2 separate regions of the Homo sapiens genome follow, and region 1 is linked to region 2. The links are chromatin loops, found by intact Hi-C in ENCODE. Cell type or tissue: HepG2. All regions are shown on one strand. Each heading gives the region's core, and the rest is flanking DNA. Links, peaks and the distances in the headings are about the cores only. Region 1 has its middle 71 kb from the start of LGSN. Region 2 has its middle 110 kb from the start of PTP4A1.

Region 1 (11,052 bases), core at 1,849-9,848, 68 kb after region 2:
ACTTCTAAGCCCCCAAGGGAGGGGTAAAGCTAAAGGGGAGCACCAATATTGAAAGCAGGAGGCCACAACTGATGCGGAGAAGGGTACCCAAACTCCAGAGCAGCCTGACTAGGGCTGGGGCTCTCAGGCAAATACCTGAGGCTGCCCATCCTCATCTAGAACACCTCCTCTGAGCCCTAAGGATGAGGGGAGCCTATGGCAAAAGAAGCTATAGGCAGCAGCATCTTGAGGTCTAGAGAATAACTGGATTTGTTGAGTGAGATTCTGGACAGTCTGAGTGTTGGAGCCAAGAGTGCAGGCAGCCTGAGACCAGGCCAGAATTTAAACTGCTGTCACAGAGGGGACCTAGACAGCTGATTCATCCTGGTGGAAACCCTGCCTCTTCCCCAAGTTTTACCCTAATGGTCCATCCAACTTGCCAACCCCTTTGCCATCTAAAGGCCAGCAACTTGCCCGTCTCTCCACCCTACCCAGCCCAACATACCAGGAAGAGCAAGATAGCAACCAGACAATGAGAAACTGCCAGAGCTTCAGCCCCTGTCCCTGCCTGCAGACCTGCCGTCTCTGCAAAATGCCTCATCTGTGGATGCTACAAGCTTCTCAAGGAATCTCAAGTCCTAGCTGTCCTAGAGGCTAACCAAGAAGTCATCTCTCCATTTCAGTCCTCAACAGCTCCTGCAGACCCAAGTAGCGGAGGGGACCCCGAACACTCTCCTCTCACAGAGTCCCTAATCCTTTATCTTTCCCCTCCCTACAAGGCAGCCAAACATTCTAGAGCCCAGGAAAGCCCCAGTTCCAGGCTCTCCACAGTGCCCACCCAGCCCAGCCCTCCAGAAAGCCCCCAAATTCCAGCCCCCACAAAGTCCAACTTTGATATTGTCCAGATAGTCCAGCCTCTTGATCCTTCCCCAGACCCTAGTTCTCCAGAGAATCCCAGAGCCCAGCCTCGCAAAGTCCTGCTAGCAGAGCACACTCACCTCCAGTCACTGGAAGAATTGGGAGGCCTGAATTCCATCACCCACCAGCAACCAGCAGGAGCCCCAGGCCAGGAGCCAGCCCAGAGTGGCTGATCTTAAGTGCTTTGACGGTTAAGGATCAAGGGTCGGGAGGAGACTCCTGTCCTTCAATAAAGCCACAAGAGCCAGAAGCTGGTTTTTCCTGGTGAATTTCTCTAAGGCCCTCTCTCTGGAGGGGAACACAACCTACCCACCTCTCACCCTCCAAGGGCAGCCTCTTTAACTGGATTCTAGAAGGGAGTTCCAGGAAGCCCCCCAATACCCTAGGATCCTTACAACCTTGCAGTTCCTCTGCATTTGTGTCTTCCGTCTTGGCTAATGCCTCCAACAGCTCAAAACAAGCAAACTTTATTATACTTCACTATTAATTTTATATAAGTATATAAAAAGTTAACAGCCCTGCCCTCCCTTGTCCTCAGGAGCAGTCTTTGAAACAGCTTCTTCCATGCTATTCTTAAGAACTGGGTGGATCTGACTGCCCAGAGAGGGCTCTACCTTTCCCCAAGGTCACACAGCCATGAAGTGGGACAAATTGAGGAGAGGGGAACTAGATGGGCAGGCAGCCCCACACTTTCTTCTTGGAGTCCTGAGGGACCCAGGCCTCAAGTGCATGGAGAACTGAAAGAAAGGAGAGGGAGTTGTCAGGCCTGCAGTGCACACAGAGGGAAGAAGGTTCCACAAGCGAGGAGGTGGATCCCCAGCCCTGAAACCCTCAGCTGTAGGCACAGACGACCGCCTGACAGGCGGACGCCCCCCAGGCCCTCCTGCAAGTCTTCCTGAGCTGTCAGAGGCCGTGGCAGCTGCTGTATACAGCAAGCCAGCACCCGGCAGTCCTGGGCAGGGGCAGTGGCTGCATTGGGCCCCAGTGTTACCGGAAAGGGGTCCTGATCCAGACCCCAAGAGAGGGTTCTTGGATCTCGTGCAAAAAAGAATTCGAGGTAAATCCATTGAGTAAAGTGAAAGCGAGTTTATTAAGAAAGTAAAGGAATAAAGAATGGTTACGCCAAAGGCAGAGCAGCCCCTAGGGCTGGTGGTTATTTTTACGGTTATTTCTTGATTATTTGCTAAACAAGGGGTGGATTATTCATGAGTTTTCCAGGAAAGGGATGGGCAATACCCCTGGAACTGAGGGTTCCTCCCCCTTTTAAACCATACAGAGTAACTTCCTGACATTTGTAAACCATCATGATGCTAGTGGGAGTGTCTTTTAGCATGCCAATGCATTATAATTGCATCATAACTAGCATATCATGAGCAGTGAGGACCTCCAGAGGTCACTTTCATCTCCATCTTGGTTTAGTGGGTTTTGACCAGCTTCTTTACTGCAACCTGTTTTCTTATTAATTATTATTGTTATTATTGAGACAGAGTCTCGCTCTGTTGCCCAGGCTGGAGTGCAGTGGCGTGATCTCGGCTCACTGCAACCTCTGCCTCCTGGTTTCAAGTGATTCTCTTGCCTCAGCCTCCTGAGTAGCTGGGATTACAGTCGCCCACCACGCCCAGCTAATTTTTGTATTTTTAGTGGAGACAGGTTTCGCCATGTTGGCCAGGCTGGTCTCAAACTCCTGACCTCAGGTGATCCGCCCACCTCGGCCTCCCAAAGTGCTGGGATTACAGGTGTGAGCCACCGCGCCCAGTTGCAACCTGTTTTATTAGCAAAGCCTTTGTGACCTGTATCTTTTGCAGACCTCCTATCTCATCCTGTCACTTAGAATACCTAACCTCGTGGGAATGCAGCCCAGTAGATCTCAGCTTCATTTTGAAGTGGCTACATTGTCTGGGGTATATACCTGGGATTTGTTGTCTGGCGCCAGGAAAATTTAGGACACAGACACACATGAGGAGTTTAAGAGCGAAGGTTTAATAGGCAGAAGAAAAGAAAGTAAAACAGCTCTGCCTCTTGAGAGAGAGGGGACTTCTGAGAAGAAAGACCTGCCAGCAGTGGATGGGCCAGATTTTATAGTCAGGTTTGAGGAGGCAGTGTTTGATTTACATAGGGCTCACAAATTGGTTCGATCAGGTATGATGTTTTCATAGTGCTTGTGGTAAGACTGGTTGCCCCACCCTAATCTTATTGTGCAAATGGGCTTTCCAGTTAACCAGCGCCATCTTGTCTGCTCCTTACTGTACAGAAGAAGGGAAGATGGGCCAGGCGCGGTGGCTCACGCCTGTAATCCTAGCACTTTGGGAGGCTGAGGTGGGTAGATCACTTGAGGTCAGGAGTTCGAGACCAGCCTGACCAACATGGTGAAACCCTGTCTCTACTAAAAATACAAAAAAATTAGCCGGGCTTTGTGGCACACACCTGTAATCTCACCTACAGGTTGGGGAGGAGAGGCTGAGGCAGGAGAATAGCTTGAACCCAGGAGATAGAGGTTGCAGTGTGCCAAGATCCAGCTATTGCACTCCAGCCTGGGCGACAGAGTGAGACTCCATCTTGGCTGGGCGCGGTGGCTCAGCCTGTAATCCTAGCACTTTGGGAGGCCGAGGTGGGTGTATCACGAGGTCAGGAGATCGAGACCATCCTGGCTAATGCGGTGAAACCCCGTCTCTACTAAAAATACAAAAAAATTAGCCGGGCGTGGTGGTGGGCGCCTGTAGTCCCAGCTACTCGGGAGGCTGAGGTAGGAGAATGGCGTGAACCCGGGAGGCGGAGCTTGCAGTGAGCAGAGATTGCGCCACTGCACTCCAGCCTGGGCGACAGAGCAAGACTCCATATCAAAAAAAAAAAAAAAAAAAAAAAGAAGAAGAAGATGGAGCCACCATCTTGAACATGATTGGCACAACTGCCAATCAATGTCTGCAGCTCGGTTTTACAGACTGCTCTTCATTAGAAAGAAAAATAATTTGGGGTTGCTTTTCATTAAAAGGAAAACCTTACCGAGGACTTCCATATCCTCATTATCTGCCTAAGTAATTTCTTCTTAATTCCTTTATCAATTTTACCCAGCCCCTATTCAAGATGGAGTCACTCTGGTTCAAAGGCCTCTAACACCAGCGTTCAGATGAGCTGCTACTCCTCCGGAGGCAATTTGAAGTTGAGGGTCTGTGGCGCATGGGCACCCACCTGTTCCTGGCTGCTGGGTAGGTAGGTTTCCGCCTCCATCTATGCTTCTCCTGAAGCTTCTGCACCAGTAGTTCCAGTCCCACAGCCAGGAGTAGGGTGGCCAGGATGGATTAGTCCACATGATAGCAGTGATGCCCCCTGAGACAGGGTCCCTTTGGAGCTGGAGCTGGTGGGCATGATAGTGCTGCTCTCATTTACAGAAGGGGCCCCTGCTGTGGAGGTTTGTCTCAAGGCTGGGCCTAAGCAGGCCTGCAGCAGAGGCAGGCCCAGGGCCAGGAGCAGCCCTAGGCCAGGGTTTGCCATGGGCTGGGTGTCTGGTTGGCAGCACTGAGGAAGGGGCTTCTAGCACTGCGCCCCTCCTACTTCATATCAGTACATGAGTACCTGAGAGGCACCTGGCCTGGGCGTCTTTGACCTCTCTCAGATTTCTGGTCCATGCCCCTCCTCTTTTATAATCTTATGGGACCACTGTTTTATATGTGGTCCATTGTTGACCAGAATGTTTTTATACAGTACATGACTATAATTACTTGGAATTTTGGGGTGGAGGATGAAACCAGTGTTGTTGTTTTGTAATTTTTAAAAATAAACTTTCATATCATTGATTCCTTAAAAGAAGACTTATACTGGAGAGGAGACCAAGTTGCTCTGTGCGTCAACCCATGCTCATTGTCCTTCCATGTCCAAAGACCTCTTCTATGAAAGACAGCTGAGTGTTTCTCTGCTCCTAGGGCCCTTATGCTTTACATCATGTGACTTCTGCTTTTCTGGACCAGCAATGACTTAGTTCAAGGATTAACCTTTGAGACAGAGATAGCTAAAAGCCTCGCTATCAGCCCATGAAGTGTAACTGAACTCTGCCCAGCAAGAATGGTCAATATTGGATGTTGACTAACCGTAAAGCAGATCTCCCTTGGGAATTTGGAGGGAAACTTAAGTGAGCAGGAACTAGAGACACATTGAGGCTTCAGAAATCACAAGACAGTAAAAGCTAACACAGACCTTGAGGTGGAGAGAAGGCAAGTGGAGAGAACAGTGTTGGAGGATACAGAGGTACAAGCAGAGACTGAAATCAACCCACTTACAAGTTGGGAATCCTTGTCAGAAAAAGCAACAGAAGTTTACAGATGCATGGATCTTTGCAGATGTTGCTGTTGAGTGTAAGAGCTGCTATCAGTCCTCTACATTGTGTATTCTGAATGAGCTACAGTTCCAGCTGCTGGCTGAGTAGTTGCTAAGACACAACCTCTTGGTTCTTACTTCCCTTCCATATCTTTAGACCTACACCAACTAAGATAACTTGAAAATGTCATGTTTTTCTCAAACCCAAATAGGATTGACTGCTAAGGACATTTATACATTGCAAATAAATTATTTAATAGCAAATTTGTCTCCATTATCATATTTTTTAAAAACGAGATTTTAAATAATGCTAAATGAGTCTTACCTGTGTACATATTCTATTAGAGCTATTTGAGATCTGATAATACTTAGTAATTCTATTTGTCTATTTAACAGAAGCAATCAATTTATTTCAGATTACCTTTTATCCAAAGAGAAGGTAAAAGTATGCATCCTTTCCAATGGAACTTGTTATAATTCAAATAATTGAAAGTGAATGGAGAGAGATAAGAAAGTTAAGGATATTATCTGAACTAATTCAATTCCAATTTTCTTTTCTTTTTTTTTTTTTTTTTTGAGATGGAGTCTTGCTCTGTCGCCCAGGCTGGAGTGCAGTGGCGTGATCTCGGCTCACTGCAGGCTCCGTCCCCCGGGGTTCACGCCATTCTCCTGCCTCAGCCTCCCGAGTAGCTGGGACTACAGGCACCCGCCACCTCGCCCGGCTACTTTTTTTTTGTATTTTTAGTAGAGACGGGGTTTCACCGTGTTAGCCAGGATGGTCTCGATCTCCTGACCTCGTGATCCGCCCGCCTCGGCCTCCCAAAGTGCTGGGATTACAGGCGTGAGCCACCGCGCCTGGCCGATTCCAATTTTCAATAAAACAAATTCAATTCCTGTGTAACAATCTCCTCCCTGTTGATAAAAAAAAATCTGACAATGAAGTGGTGAATTTGGCAATAGGTCATGCATTCTAAGAAAATAATAGTTGATCAAAATTTGTGGAATCCGGCTGGCACAATGGCTCAAACCTGTAATCCCAGCACTTTGGGAGGCCAAGGCAGGTGGATCACCTGAGGTTAGGAGTTTGAGACCAGCCTGGCCAACATGGTGAAAACCCATCTCTACTAACGATACAAAAATTAGCCAGTAGTGGTGGTGCATGTCTTTAATCCCAGCTACTTGGGAGGCTGAGGCACAAGAATCGCTTGACCCTGGAAGAAGGAGGTTGCAGTGAGACAAGATTGCGCCACTGCACTCCAGCCTGGGTGACAGAGCGAGACTCTGCCTCAAAAAAAAAAAAAAAAAAAAAAAAAAAAAGAAAGAAAGAAAGAAAGTGTCCAAATACTTCAGCTGTAGAATTATTCTTTATACAGTTTCTGAGACCATTAGAGTCTTTTCTCTTCATTTTCTACATCTCCCTACTTAGCATTCACAAAAGGTGTGTTTTCTTTAGGCTTAGATTAGACCTAGAAAATTTTCTCTCACCATTTTTTTTTGTGGGGGATGGGGGAGGAAGAGAAAAAGGAGATAAACTTTGAAGCATGTACATTAATGCACTTAATGTCTGGAGCACAATGACTAAATTATTTTTAGTGTAAAAAATAATTTAAAATGACTGCATTTTATGATCTCTATTTCTGTATGCACTACCTTTGAATTTCTGTATTGGAATAATAGTACTGATATGATCGTCTCCATTAGTAGATTCATGAACTATCATGGTTTGGTTTACTCACTGGCTTACATACTTAATATTGAAATGCAACCATGTAGCAGTTTCACAGCACAGAGTGGCAACCAAGAGTTTTGTATACAGATAAGATTTAAGTGAAACTACACAGGACCATTGTTCAAAACAGAAGCCATGCTTTCCTTAAGGTTAAACACAGTTCCTTCAAATTTTTCTCTTTTGTTCTCTTCTTCTGTTATCAGATTGTGCTAGATTTTGCAATGGGGTCAAGGGTAGATGCAGAAGAAGACGGTGGGATTGTTTTGCCAAAATAAGACTGACATGTTCTAGACTGAGTGTAGTTTCTATTACTTGTTTAAGAATGAACACATAGAAACACAAGAAGATACAAAATGAATCAGGCTCAATATCCTTTCCTCTCTATCTGAAAATGTAAGGTAAGCTTCTTTTCTATTGTTAGTAAGAAAATATGAGAGTAGAAAATAGGTTTCACATTTTTTGATTTGTTCTTATATTAATAGATCTATTATTTATCATAGCTTTTTCACTTTCTGTGTGACTCTGAGCAATTTACTTACTCTTTCTGTGATTCAGTTTCCTCCTTTCCAAAGTGGAGACAATAATGTTCAGTTTACTTACACGTAGGGGTGGCCATAAGGATTAAATGAATGAATACTTATAAGGGTTAGCTCTTTTCTTCTTTTCCCTTCCCTTTTTGTCTTCCTCATCCTATTTGTATTTCATCCTTGTAGACTAGGAGTTACTACTTTCTGTGCATTCTGCTTAAATATATGCATCCTAAGATGATTTTTGAGTGACTGTACATGGTTTGTGCCAAGTATAAGAATGTCTTCTATTCTGCTTTCAACTCACTGCCTGCTTATCAATACTCTGATGGCCTTTTTGTCTATTAGAACCACATTAGACTGACAACAAGTTCTCTGTCTTGTTTTTCCAAATGGCCCTCGAAGCCAGTTATCCCTTGGCCATTATTTACGTTATTTCTAGCTTTAGGACCTCTATTATTTTTCCAGGGCTGCTGTAACAAAATACCACAGACTGGGTGGCTCAAACAATAGAAATTTATTTCTTCACAGTTCTGGAGCCTAGAAGTCCAAGATGAAGGTGTTGGCAGGGTTGGTTTCTTCTGAGGCCTCTCTCCTTGGCTTGTCAATGGCCGTCTTCTCCCTGGCTTCACATCATTTTCCCTCTGTGCACCTGTGTTCAGATTTCCTCTTCTTACAGGGACATCAGTCATATCAGATTAGGGCTCACCCTAACTGGCCTCATTTTAACTTAGTTACCTCCTTAAAGATGCTATCTCTAAATATGGTCACACTCTGAAGTACTGAGGATTAGAACTTCAGCATGTGAATCTTCAGGAAACACAATTTAGCCCATAATAGGACCTCACTTTTCTCATCAAGAAGCTGGTATCTTAAATTTCTGTCCAACTGCCTACCTTGTGAAATTTCCTAAACTTTTTCCTTATCTTCATAATTCACCACTGGTAAGTCATTTTTAAATTACGAAATGATACTCCATAGTCATCTTCTGTTTCAAAAATTATTGCTGGGCATGGTGGCTACAGGCATGAATCCTAGCACATTGGGAGGCCAAAGCAGGTAGGTCACCTGAGGTCAGGAGTTCGAGACCAGCCTGCCTAACATGGTGAAACCGCATCTCTACTAAAAAAAAAAAAAAACAAAAAAATTAGCTGGGCATGATGGTGGGCACCTGTTATCCCAGCTATTCGGGAGGCTGAGGAAGGAGAATCACTTGAGCCTGGGAGGCGGAGGTTGCAGTGAGCCAAGATTGTGCCACTGCACTCCAGCCTGGGTGACAGAGCAAGACTCTGACTCAAAATCAATAAATCAATCAATAAATAAATAGCCAGGCGAGATGTGGTGGTATGCCTGTAGATCTAGCTACTCAGGACGCTGAGGTCGGAGGATGGCTTGAGCCTGGGAGACTGAGGCTGCAATGATCATGAGCTATGATCATGCCACTGCAGTGGGACCCTGGCTCAAAAAAAAAAAAATTATTGATCAAAGTTAATCTCAGTACTGATCTCTGTGACATCTCTCCCATTGCATGGATTCCTCTAAAATTCAGGCTCTAACTTTTTGTACTAATATATATTTTTAATCCATGATAAAATATTTTCTGTGAATACAGTTGTCCCTCAGTATCTGTGGGGGGTTAGTTCCAGGACCTCTGGAGCACATCAAAATCTGCAGTGGCTCAAGTATCTGATAAAGTATTTGCATGTAACCTATGCATATGCTTCTATATACTTTATATAATCTCTTAAATCATTATAATACCTAATACAACAAAGATATATAATATGTAAATTATGTAAATAGTTGTTATACTCTGTCGTTTTAGGAATATTACAAGAAAAAATGCATCGTTATGTATTCAGTACCGATGCATTTTTCTTTTCCTGAATATTTTTGATCTATGGTTGGTTGAATTCATGGAAGAGGAACACATGGATACAGAGGGCTGCTAATTGTATAATCCAATAGTGAGTGATTCACCTTTAAGATAATCTTTGGTTCGAAGGTCTGAATTTAAAGTCTTTGCACTTTACCTTTGCTCGTTTTCCTTATTTATCTATTTTTCTTTTATTTTTTTTTGAGACGGAGTCTTGCTCTGTTGCCCAGGCTGGAGCACGGTGGTGTGATCTCAGCTCACTGCAACCTCCACCTCCTGGGCTCAAGCAATTCTCCTGCCTCAGCCTCCTGAGTTGCTGGGATTACAGGTGCACGCCACCATGTCTGGCTGATTTTTGTATTTTTAATAGAGACGAGGTTTCACCATATTGGTCAGGCTGGTCTTGAGCTCCTGTCCTCAGGTGATCCATACCAGCCTTGGCCTCCCAAAGTATTGAGATTACAGGCATGAGTCACCATGCCCGCCCCTTATTTATTAATTTACCTCTTCAAAGAATGCTACTAGACGACTATAATATCCCCTTACAGAAACCATATTACTCTTTTCCCAGTAGATTACCCTCTCTAAATATTTATTGAGTCAGGGAAAGGAACATGGGTTCTTTTGTTGAACTTCAATGTTGAGTGTATAGTCAAGGTATTGTATAGTTCCAAGACCATTAAAATGAATTATTAGATACAAAGCATTTTCAAGAATGACATTTAGGTTAACTGGTTATGACTAGGAATACAGAAATCAATACCTGACGAAAAGTGATGCAAAAATCAGGAAATGAGATTGGAAATATGAAAGACAGGTTACCAAAATAGGATCAGAGAATCAGATAAGGAGAATTAGCCAGAAACAAACAAACAAGTAAGCAATAATAATAATAATAATAGTAAAATAAAAATTAAAAAGCCCCAAAACTCTGAAAGTCAATGATATTCTCAATGGCTGGATCAAGGTCAATGTATTTGTAGCTGAGCTACAGAAAGTAAAATGTTTACCTGGTGGCATGTCTTATCCCACTGAATTTTGGATTATAGATTAAGCTCTATGTATTCATCCTATCTATATTCACAAAGGGGTCCCTCTCTTGCTTATAAAGTCTCTATCAAACTTCCAAGTAGGGAGGTAAGACTCTACAATTACAAAATCCTTTTAATATTTTATAAATCCTTAAATCTCTGGCAATTTATAAAGTTAATGAGAAATTGTATGTATTTCTACATTTTCACCTTATAATTTTTTAAAACTGTTAAGTGAATACTATCTGGTCCCAATATATTAACATCAAATTTATTAATTGGGTAGAATAATGAATAATGGAATTAGTAAAGTAGTTGGTGTCAGGAAATTGGGTCTGAGGTCTCAGACTTTTTGCCTATGTGATATTGGGTATCGGTCCTTCAGGAATTTGCCATTACTTATAAACAGAGCATAACACAGATATATGTATTGGGTTGACCATGTCAACTAAAAGATAGGTTATTAGCTTATCTTTCTGAATTTGCCTACATTTTGGAACTGACTTTGGACTTCATTTAAGTGGATAGATCCAAGATTGTAATTCCCACCTAAGAGAAACTAAGCAAGTTTATAGGGGACAATTGAGAGTCTAATGCTTAGAAAACTATGGATAAGTTAGACATAAGTTAAAAACTCTGTGACGGGTTGGAGGCAAAACTTAAGAGCCAAGAGTATAGAGTTGG
Region 2 (11,052 bases), core at 1,891-9,890:
ATATTTTTCTCCATTAATATTTAATACATTATATACATATATATATATATATTTTTTCCATACTAGATTTTAAGCTAAGTGAGGCTAGGTACTTTATTTATTTGGTTTGTCTCTGTACTGTCAATGCTTAGAACATGACTTGCACATTATTTATTGAAGGAATGAATGAGTTGATTAATATTATATTCAAAATAGATATTAGCCTGTAATAGAGAAAGCAAACAACTGAGAATCAGAAAAATACTCCATGCAATTGCTGCATGCAACAGTTACATGCAATAGGTCATCTAATTCTCACAACTTCCCTAAGAGGGAGGGATTGTTATTACCATTTTATAGATGAGGAAACTGGGCACAGTCCTGCCCAATGACAGATGATAAAGAACACAGCCAAGATTCATAGTCTCACATTTTTTCTTTAAACTTATTTTTTTTTTTAATTAGGGAAAGTTTCAAAAATGGACTAAAGTAGAAAGAATAGAAAAATGGAACACAAATATCCATAATCCAGCTTCAGTAATGATCGGTTCATTGTCAATTTTTTTTCATTTATGCTCCCTTCCCTAACTAGATTATTTTGAAGGAAATTCAAATTACCATTTATCTGTAAAAGATAAGATAAGGGCACACTCTTATTGGAAATTCGGTACTGTCCATTTTTGGCTTAGTGTTTGTTGGTCCCTTACTAATAGTTCTGAGACAAAGTTTTCTCGTCTGCAAAATTGATACATCAGGTTTGTTCAAGTATTAAATTAGATGATATATTCAAAACACTTTGTTATACTACAAAGCACTATTAAATTTCAGGTTTTCAACACATATGTCATTAACTAAATTGTGCTATTTACACAATTAAAGACTCTACATCAAAGCCTAGTTTGGTTGAGTACCTACAAGCATGACCTGTTTTTTCCCAGCAACATGGTTTCCCAAATAATATCATGCCTCATAAATATGCCAGAGTTCTTACAGAGAATCAGCAGTCACACATAACGTACAAGGCCTTGCAAGACCATAAAGTATTAAAAGCAAATAAATAAAGTATTACTTTTATATTGTAGTAAAGAGGAACTTGAACATCATATGTATTTATAACAATCTATAGGAATTTGCTTCTCAAATACGAATATTTTAGCATTCCTAGATATATGTAGCAATGTACAAGAGTGGCAGATGAGACAAAATGAGGTGACAAGATTTCTGTGGCACACCTTACTGGAGCCTCAGTTGTATTCTGCCATAAATATAAAACATTCTTTTAAATAATAATAATGAATAAAGATAATAATATCAGCATATACTTAGATAGTTCTTTATACATGTCAGGTACTATCCTAGATGCTTAACATATATTCACTCATTTAATCCTCACAACAACTCTATGAGGTAGGCACAATTTTTATGTCCCTCTGAAAGATGGGAAAACAGAGATACAGAGAGGTTAAGATATTTGCCAACGTTACACAACTAGCAGTGGAGGATCCATAATTTAAACTCAAGTGTCTAGCTTCAGTCTGTGTTTCTACCACTCATGCTGTCTCTCCTATCAGAAGAGAAAGAAATCATTACAGTAATGTTTTCCAAATATCTAGCTATTCAAGTTTTCCCTTTATAATTCTTATTTGTGAAAAAATATCCATGAAATCAATAGTTTGGTCAACTGGTCATATTTTCTCCTAAGACACACCTGAACATAAATCCATATTTATTAAAACAAGAAATGTATTTATCTGCATTCTGTTCCGGTTTATCCTATCTACCATGATCTTGGACACATTGGATTATGTAGACGAAGCAAGATTGAGATAAATAATTAAGGTATCAAATTTGAACTTATGGCAAGTACGCTGTAGAGGTAGGCCTTGTGACACTCTGGAAACACTCCTTGGTTGTTAGAGGCATGTGAGTGAAAAGTTTGAAGTAAACTTCTTAGGTAATAAGGCTTAGAGAACAAAAACCAAAATCTAGGAATATATTTGTTTTGTGCAGTGGTGCGATCTCAGCTCACTGCAACCTCTGTCTCAGTTTCAAGTGATTCTCCTGCCTCAGCCTCCCAAGTAGCTGGGACTACAGGCATGCATCACCATGTCCAACTGATTTTTTTTTGTATTTTTAGTAGAGATAGGGTTTCATCATGTTGCCCAGGCTGGTCTCGAACTCCTGACTTCAGGTGATCCACCTGCCTTGGCCTCCCAAAGTGCTGGGATTACAGGTGTGAGCCACCACATCCAGCCATATGTTTGTAAACAGTGAGTACTAGTCATGGGTTTTCCTAGTAGTTCTTATTATTTCCTGACACTAGGTATCAGATACCCGAATCAGATACAATCCTTGTTCTCAAGTATTTCACAGTCCACTGGGAAAGACAGGCCTGTAATATTCTAAAGCAGTGTGATATGTGGGTTGAGAGAAGTTTTTATAAGATGATAAGTTTATAGAGTAAGAGAGTTCAGGCTTTGCCTCGGAGAATCAGAGAACACTTATTTATGACTTTTGGAAAAGACCTGGAAGAGAAAGAATTCTGAAGCTTGCAGAAGAAACGAAGGAAAAGTCCTAGTAGTACCAGATTCTTTCCCACCCTAGAAAATAATTATTAGCCAATTGCATACAGGAGAAAAAAAATGAAGCTCAGGGGACTATACTAGTATATGCAGAATCTATGTTCATACTTAGATGATAAGAATTAGAGTTGGAGCCAGAACTGTGTTTATACTAGAATTCAAAAAGGTCTGGGCATGTCTTTTAGAGCAAGCTTCTGGTTTCCTGACATTGATGCAGTATAATATGATGTTTAGGAAGCAACACATTTGGAATACAAATTAATAGAAAGTAGAGAAGCTATAATTCAGGGCCGTGGGGTATGAAGACCAGATTGATTTGGGATCTGTCCTTTGCCAACTGTCCAATGTAGAGTAGTTAATGTAATTTCTTGATGCCTTTGTTTTTCCATCTGTAAAACTGCAGCATATCTCTTCTGGAGGTGGTCATCAGAATTAAACTAGATCATGTAAATGTAGAACACATTCTGGAAACAAGAAAGTTCACAGGAAATAACTTGTCATGTGGGAAGAAAAAGTTCACAATGTTGATGTGCAAGGGCTTGGTTTGAAGACAGTCAGCCAGTATTTGAGGGAGAAATTATCCTTTAGCTCAGGCTCCTTGGATTCAGGACTAAATCTCAGGATGAGGGAGTACAAATGGAGAACAAGAGAAAACCAAAAGAGCACAGACAAGGCTGGGCATGATGGCTTATGCCTGTAATCCCAGCACCGTGGAAGGCTGAGGTGGGTGGATCACTTGAGATCAGGATTTTGAGACCAGCATGGCCAACACGGTGAAACCCCCATCTCTACTAGTAATACAAAAATTAGCCCAGTATGGTGGTGCATGCTTGTAATCGCAGCTACTCGGGAGGCTTGAGCCCGGGAGGCAGAGGTTGCAGTGAGCTGAGATTGCACCACTGTACTCCAGCCCGGGCGACAGAGTAAGACTCCGTCTTGGGGGAAAAAACCCAAAAAACCCAGCAGCAGAGACATTTACGATACAAGATGGCATGGCAGTGGCCCCAGTAGCTACAGAAGATAGAAGCCCTCCTGAGGGACGCTTGGCCCCCTCATGCCAGACATTCAGTGTAGACTTTGATGCCTGTGGTACTATACACATTTTGATATGTGGGAGACTTCCTCAGTAGATGTTGTCTATTGGCTACTGTTTTGGGTGTCAAGGGCAACAGGAGTCATCACCTTAGTGAACTAGAACAGAAGAGAACAGCCAAAAGTATATTCAGAAGAACACACTCCTAATTTTTGGGAGGTTCAGTTTTCCACCGGGCATGCTGGGACAGAAAAGGAAAAATCCGCAAGCCTGATTGTCATTGTGATTATTATTTTTTCCCCTGGGCTGGTTTGTTCTGGGAAACATAGTTTTCACTTAAGTAATAGTAGGAGGGAAGGAACTAAGAAAATTCCTCCTAATAATAGAAATGAACAAGGAAGTGGCAAATAATATTCAGCATGGGCAAATGCAGTGGTCAGCATCCAGTTATGAATGATAGAAAGTATGATTTCAAGGTAAAAGAGTAAAGGACGTCAATTTAAATTCAAAGATAGAAATTTTCTTTTAGTTTTTCAATGTATTAATTTAGTACAAGACAAGTGAAATATTGGCTACTGTTAGGAAAGTTATTAGACTCATGAAAGAAAGCACAGTTATCTTTCACTCAGAAAACTGTGGTGTGTTTTTGGGCATCACACTCAAGGAAGACAATAAAGCTAAAAATAAGTGAATGAAGGTCAGAAGTAGAAGGGTAATAAAAGCTAGGGAATGGGGCCGGGTGTGGTGGCTCATGCCTGTAATCCCAGGACTTTGGGAGGCTGAGGCAGGTGAATCACGAGGTCAGGAGTTCGAGACCAGGCTGGCCAGCATGTTGAAACTCCGTCTCTACTAAAAATACAAAAAAAAAAAAAAAAAAAAAAAAAAAAAAAGGGAATGAAATCTTCCATTTAAGGCAGATTTGAAAGACTAGGATTTTGATGTGGAAAAGGCCCAGAAGGAGATATGAGCAAAGTTTGTTGCACAATGAAGGGTGTGGACATGGAGCACGTGAAGTTGGTCATCAAATTCCTAGGAAACTTTAGCATTATTAGGTGATCAGAAAAGGTTCTTTTTAAAATTTATTTTTATTTTTTGAGATGGAGTTTTGCTCTTGTCACCCAGGCTGGAGTGTAATGGCATGATGCACCTCCTGGGTTCAAGCGATTCTCCTTCCTCAGCCTCCTGAGTAGCTGGAATTACAGGAACCCACAACCACGCCTGGCTAATTTTTGTATTTTTAGTAGAGACAGGGTTTCATCATGTTGGTCAGGCTGTTCTCGAACTCCTGACCTCCAGTGATCTGCCTGCCTAGGCCTCCAGTAAAGCTTAAAAAAGATTACTACTGAATAAGTGAAAGGAAGTTCTACTTCAAAACATGGGCAATATACATATAGACTTCATCCTGAAAGAATGAATAGATTTGTTGGGGGCGGCGGGGGTGGGTATGGTGGCTCACACCTTTAATTCTAGCATTTTGGGAGGCGGAGGTTGGAGGATTGCTTGAGGGCAGGAGTTCAAGACCAACTTAGTCAACATAGTGAGATCCTATAATGAATAGATTGAAAATTTAAACAGAAAATTTAAAATTCAAAAAAGTACAATAATTAATTTATAATATACTTCAGTAGACATGTAAGCTTGTGGCGTATTTTCCAAAGCTTTTTGTATTAATGCATGGAAAACCATTAATATGGTCTCTCCTAGTTCATAGACAGAATTGGAGTATTCAGTTAAACGGCATAAAAAAAATCTTTTGAGAGAACCAAAATGGTTTGACATTTTACCTTCAAACCCTGATTTCTGACTTCCATTTTAGGCCAGCTTTAAGGAACAATGCCTATAATTAATGGAAACATTGTTGACATTTTGAATTATAATTGTTAATAATACAACAATAGACTTGGTCTTTCAGGTAAAATCTTATGTAAAGGAAAACACTCTAAAGCAAGTCATAAGCATCTTAGTCTGAGAGCAACTTGCTGAATAATTCTCGACATGGTATTTTCATCTATGAATAAACAAAGGGTTTCACATAGCATTATTACAAACTTTACATAATGGTAACAAAAAACTGAGCCTAATTTGTCTCTTCCAGTAAAAGTATTTGAGAAATTTTCCATTGCCCAATACCTTCCCATGATGGAAAATACACTGCATGGAAGGTATGTGTAAATATTTGATTCGTGTTTTACTGATTTCAGTGTCACAACCTAGCAATCATTAACACTTCGAAAAACATACACCTGGTTAGTTGTTTCCAAAGTACATTCTCTCTCTGAAGGCTTTTCAGACTCCTAGAATTAGAGAGGTCCCTAGCGAGAACCCAGTCTAATCTTTTAATGTCATAGGCAATGAAACCAAGACCGAGAATGTTTGGGTAACTTTCACACAGTCCTCCAACCTTAGCTGGGTCCTAGGACCGAGATCTTCAGGCTTTCAACTCAGTTCTTTTTTTAACATAAGTGCAGAATTACTGTTTACCCTTTGTTCTGAAGGAAGGTATATATAAACACGGTAACAATGTCATAGTTGTAGAAACTGAAGTGAAAAAAATCTAGAAAATTATAGGCACAGCATTTGTTTCCAACGCTAATATATATGGTCACTTTATAAAATGAAAGGCTAGCCGGGCCCGATGGCTTATGCCTGCAATTCCAGCACTTTGGGAGGCCGAGGTGGGTGGATCACCTGAGGTCGGGAATTCGAGACCAGCCTGACTAACATGGAGAGACCCCGTCTATACTAAAAATACAAAATTAGCCGGGCGTGGGGGCACATGCCTGTAATCCCAGCTACTCGGGAGGCTGAGGCAGGAGAATCGCTTGAACCCCAGAGGTGGAGGCTGCAGTGAGCTGAGATAGTGCCATTGCACTCCAGCCTGGGTAACAAGAGGGAAACTCTGTCTAAAAATAAATAAATAAATAAATAAAAATAAAAATAAATGAAATTATAATCACTGGAGAAAGAATTGTGAAAATAATAGCTTGACCTTGTGCTACTATGACATTAAATAAAGGTTTCCAACCTAGTGCCTTGTAGATGGTAAATATGTGAAAGTATTAGTTAAATCTGATTTGAATTTATTTTAATTAATTAATTAATTTATTTATTTGAAATGGAGTCTCACTTTGTAGCCCAGGCTCGAGTGCAGTGGTGCAATCTCAGCTCACTGCAACCTGTGCCTCTTGGCTTCAAGTGATTCTCCTGCCTCAGCCTCCTGAGTAACTGGGATTACAGGCACCCACTACCATGTCTGGCTAATTTTTTGTATTTTTAGGAGAGACGGGCTTTCACCACATTGGCCACGCTGGTCTTGGACTCCTGACTTCAAGTAATCTGCCTGCCTCGGCCTCCCAAAGTTCTGGAATTACAGGCGTAAGCCACCATGCCCGGCCTGATTTGAATTTAAAAACCTAAATTCCAGATAGAAAAATACCTGGATTATTGGATTGCCAGACTATATTTTAATTTAATTTATTATTTTTTGAGACAGGGTCTGGTTTTGTTGCCCAGGCTGGAGTGCAGTGGTGCAATCTTGGCTCACTGCAGCCTCCACCTCCTGGGTTAAAGTGATTCTTGTGCCTCAGCCTCCCGAGTAGCTGGGACTACAGGCATGTGCCACCACGACTGGCTAAATTTTGTATTTTTATTAGAGATGGGGTTTCACCATGTTGGCCAGGCTGGTCTCGAACTCCTGACCTCAAGTGATCCACCCGCCTCGGACTCCCAAAGTGGTGGATTACGGGTGTGAGCCACCACGCCCGGTCCAAACTATATTTTTAGAAAGTAGAAATATATCTACAAGATGACAAAATAACAGTATGAAAGAAAATCAGTCAAACCAATATTTGGTGTAGTGTGGACTAAGCAACCACTTGTTAGGCATTTAAAATATCAATGGTCTCTAAATGATGAGGGTGAGAATGAGGGGAATGCTCCAGGTGAGCAGCATTCCTTAATGAGGTCAAGCATTTTGACTTTTGAATAAGGTTGTTTTCTCCATATTAAGGTGGAGAAGCAGTACAATGAAATGGGTAGAGGTTCAGGAACTCTGAACTGTTTTGTTGGAAACTTTTGCTCAGGGTAAAGCCTACAGAATTCCTTGAGTAACTCATTCAGAGAAGCCTGCAACAATGTGCTTGGAGCCTGATCTAGTGGCAAAGAATTTCTTCCCTTCTCTGCTTTCTTCCCTTCTCTGCTTTGATGAAGGGGGTGCTATAAAATGGCTCCTAAGCCTCTTGTTCTTTGGCCAGTGCCAGAATTTTCAGTCTGTTAGGAACAGAGGCTACGTCTGGTGACAGACCCATAGCCCAAGCTCTAAGGAGCTGCTGCAGAATGAGGAGGCTCTATTGAGTATGAGGGGCAGTGTGGTATATTCCAGGGAGCACAACTTACAGGTTTACTCTCTTCTGTGACATGAACTAATAACTGTCAACCTGAACAAAAAAACTGAGGCAAACAAGAAGATCGTTTGTGTGGTGGCTCATGGCTGTAATCCCAGTACTTTGGGAGGCTGAGGGGCGCTTGAGTCTAGGAGTTTGAGACCAGTCTGGGCAACATAGGCAGACCCTCGTCTCTACCAAAAAAAAAAAAAAAGTATATATATATATATATATATATATATATATATATATATATGTATATTTCTGCCAAGTTTGAGGTCTGCAACCTGGGAGTATAGACTCAAGGTGCCCTGAAGATATGCTCCAATTAGCAGAAGTTACAAGTGAGTTTTAATTTTTTAACTTTTACTTTTTTTTTTAGATGGAGTCTCCCACTGTCCCCAGGGCTGGAGTACAGTGGCGTGATCTTGGCTCACTGCAACCTTTACCTCCCGGATTCAAGGGATTCTCCTGCCTCAGCCTCCCAGGTAGCTGGGATTACAGGTGCCCACCATCAGACCTGGCTAATTTTTTTGTATTTTTAGTAGAGACGGGGTTTCACTATGTTGGCCAGGCTGGTCCCGAACTCCTGATCTTGTGATCCACCCACCTTAGCCTCCCAAAGTGCTGGGATTACAGGCGTGAGCCACTGCACCTGGCTCTTGTTTTTAATAATCAAAAGTTAATTTTTTTTCTTTTTGAGACAGGGTCTCGCTGTGTTGCCCAGTGTGGTCTTGAACTCCTGGGCTCTAGTGATCCTCCTGCCTCAGCCTCCCAAAGTGCTGGGATGATAATCCTGAGCCACTGTGCCTCTGGGCCACAGATGAGTTTTTATTTATTTTTATTTTTATTTTGAGACGGAGTTTCACTCTTGTTGCCCAGGCTGGAGTGCAATGATGCGATCTCAGCTCACTACAACCTCTGCCTCCCGGGTTCTAGTGATTCTCCTGACTCAGCCTCCCAAGTAGCTGGGATTACAGGCACATGCCACTGTGCCCACCTAATTTTGTATTTATAGTAGAGACGGGGTTTCATCATGTTGGTCAGGCTGGTCTTGAACTCCTGACCCCAGGTGATCCATCCGCCTCGGCCTCCCAAAGTGCTAGGATTACAGGAGTGAGCCACCTCGCCCCACTCACAAATGAGTTTTTAAATGAAAAAAGAAGAGGGGATTTCTAAGTTGTTTTACGAGAATTTATATTAAAATAGCTTAAGCTATTGATTGGCTATGCATTGTTCTTTGTATCACAAATGCCAGGTACCTGAAGATAATGGGTGAGGCAGTTTGGTCAGAAACAAAATCCCTTTCAGAAATTGCCCTTGGGCATGGGTGCTGGTGTGGGAGGATAGGGAGAGTGAAGTCCCATATTCCTGTCTTTCTGAACTGGATAAAGTTTGCATGTCTCACATAGCTCAGAATGCGCTGAGCTATTTGTTTTTTCCTTGTAACTGAGATCCAGTTGGTTCTATTGGTGGGATGTTGTGGCTAACTTCCTTATAGAAAATGTAAAAACTTGGCCAGGCGTGGTGGCTCACGCCTGTAATCCCAGCACTTTGGGAGGCCAAGGTGGCTGGATCACCTGAGGTCACAAGTTCAAGACCAGCCTGGCCAACGTGGTGAAACCCTGTCTCTACCAAAAATACAAAAATTAGCCGGGCGTGGTGGCAGGTGCCTGTAATCCCAGCTACTTGGGAGGCTGAGGCAGGAGAAACACTTGAACTCAGGACGTGGAGGTTGCAGCGAGCAGAGATTGCCATTACACTCCAGCCTGGGTGACAGACAAAGACTCCGTCTCAAAAAAAAAAAAAAAAAAAGAAAAAGAAAAAAAGAAAACGTAGGGCCAGGCGCGGTGGCTCACGCCTGTAATCCCAGCACTTCGGGAGGCTGAGGCAGATGGATCACGAGGTCAAGAGTTCAAGAACAGCTTGGCCAAAATGGTGAAACCCCATCTCTACTGAAAATACAAAAATTAGCCGGGGATGGTGGCGGGCGCCTGTAATCTCAGCTACTTGGGAAGCTGAGGCAGAGAACTGCTTGAACCCGGGAGGCGGAGGTTGCAGTGAGCTGAGATCACGCCACTGCACTCCAGCCCTTGTGACAGAACAGGACTCTGTCTCAAAAAAAAAAAAAAAAAAAAGAAAATGTAAAAACTTCTAGTATAGAGCTGGCCTCAAGCCTCTTATCTGTTAACGACTAAATTACTAGTTTACTTAAGCTGAAATTAGTCAACTGGGAATCAAAAAAGAACTGGGGTTTAATATTGATGTCCATAGAAATGTGGTAAGAATTTATTTTTTCTCCAGTACCTATCCAAGGAAATTAAAAGTGTTTCAATCTGTATTTAAACTTCCCTCATGCAAAATGCTAATAGCCTTACTGTGGTCCCATAACGGTGACAGGAAAAAACACACATTATTTTGAGTATTTAATTTACATTAGATGGTAAATGAATAAAAAAGACACTAAAAATATTAAAATCTGAACATATTTGAGAAGTAGCATCAGGAGAACACTAAAAGCTCTGGAAACAGGCTGAATGGAGAGGCAGCAAGGGGCAGTATTGAATGCTCTGTATCAGTTTTCCTACATGTAAATTGGGGATAATAACTGTACCTAGTTTATTGAATTGTTTTGAGGATTAATTATAATGACGGCCGGGCGCGGTGGCTCACGCCTGTAATCCTAGCACTTTGGGAGGCCGAGGCAGGTGGATCACGAGGTCAGGAGACCGAGACCATCTTGGCTGACACAGTGAAACCCTGTCTCTACTAAACAAAATACAAAAAATTAGCCGGGCGTGGTGGCGGGCGCCTGTAGTTCCAGCTACTTGGGAGGCTGAGGCAGGAGAATGGTGTGAACCCGGGAGGCGGAGCTTGCAGTGAGCCGAGATCCCGCCACTGCACTCCAGCCTGGGCAACAGAGCGAGACTCTGTCTCAAAAAAAGAAAAAATTATAATGACAGATGTTTGTTCAAAGTAAAAGAACAGAAAACAATATACCATGCAAACAAAAAAAAAAGCAGGGTGGTTCTATTAAAATCAGAGTTGACATTATGATAAAAAATATTACCAGGGG

Evidence for each region. Hi-C counts contacts between places; a loop is a spot of excess contacts. Peaks named below come from ENCODE experiments on the same cell type or tissue, not always from the same donor. Only the 100,000 strongest peaks of a DNase experiment are listed, where the experiment ranks them.
Region 1: it touches region 2 in a loop (5-fold over the local background); 2 of 110 quality-filtered maps call a loop at or near these places.

Annotation. Positions count from the first base shown.
Region 1 is chr6:63,385,589-63,396,640 of GRCh38, reverse strand. It overlaps a transcript of LGSN not described here and the pseudogene LOC100133007. Among named protein-coding and RNA genes, the nearest start is that of LGSN, 71 kb to the right of the region's middle. RefSeq lists an enhancer at 6,988-7,077. In HepG2, for the core only: a CTCF peak has its summit at 2,285 (motif pointing right); a DNase peak (open chromatin) is centred at 4,920.
Region 2 is chr6:63,453,533-63,464,584 of GRCh38, reverse strand. It overlaps a transcript of LGSN not described here. Among named protein-coding and RNA genes, the nearest start is that of PTP4A1, 110 kb to the left of the region's middle. RefSeq lists a cis regulatory region at 5,807-5,820 and enhancers at 5,741-5,885, 5,564-6,063. In HepG2, for the core only: no CTCF peak of the experiment used is centred there; a DNase peak (open chromatin) is centred at 5,774; H3K4me3 peaks cover 426 bases.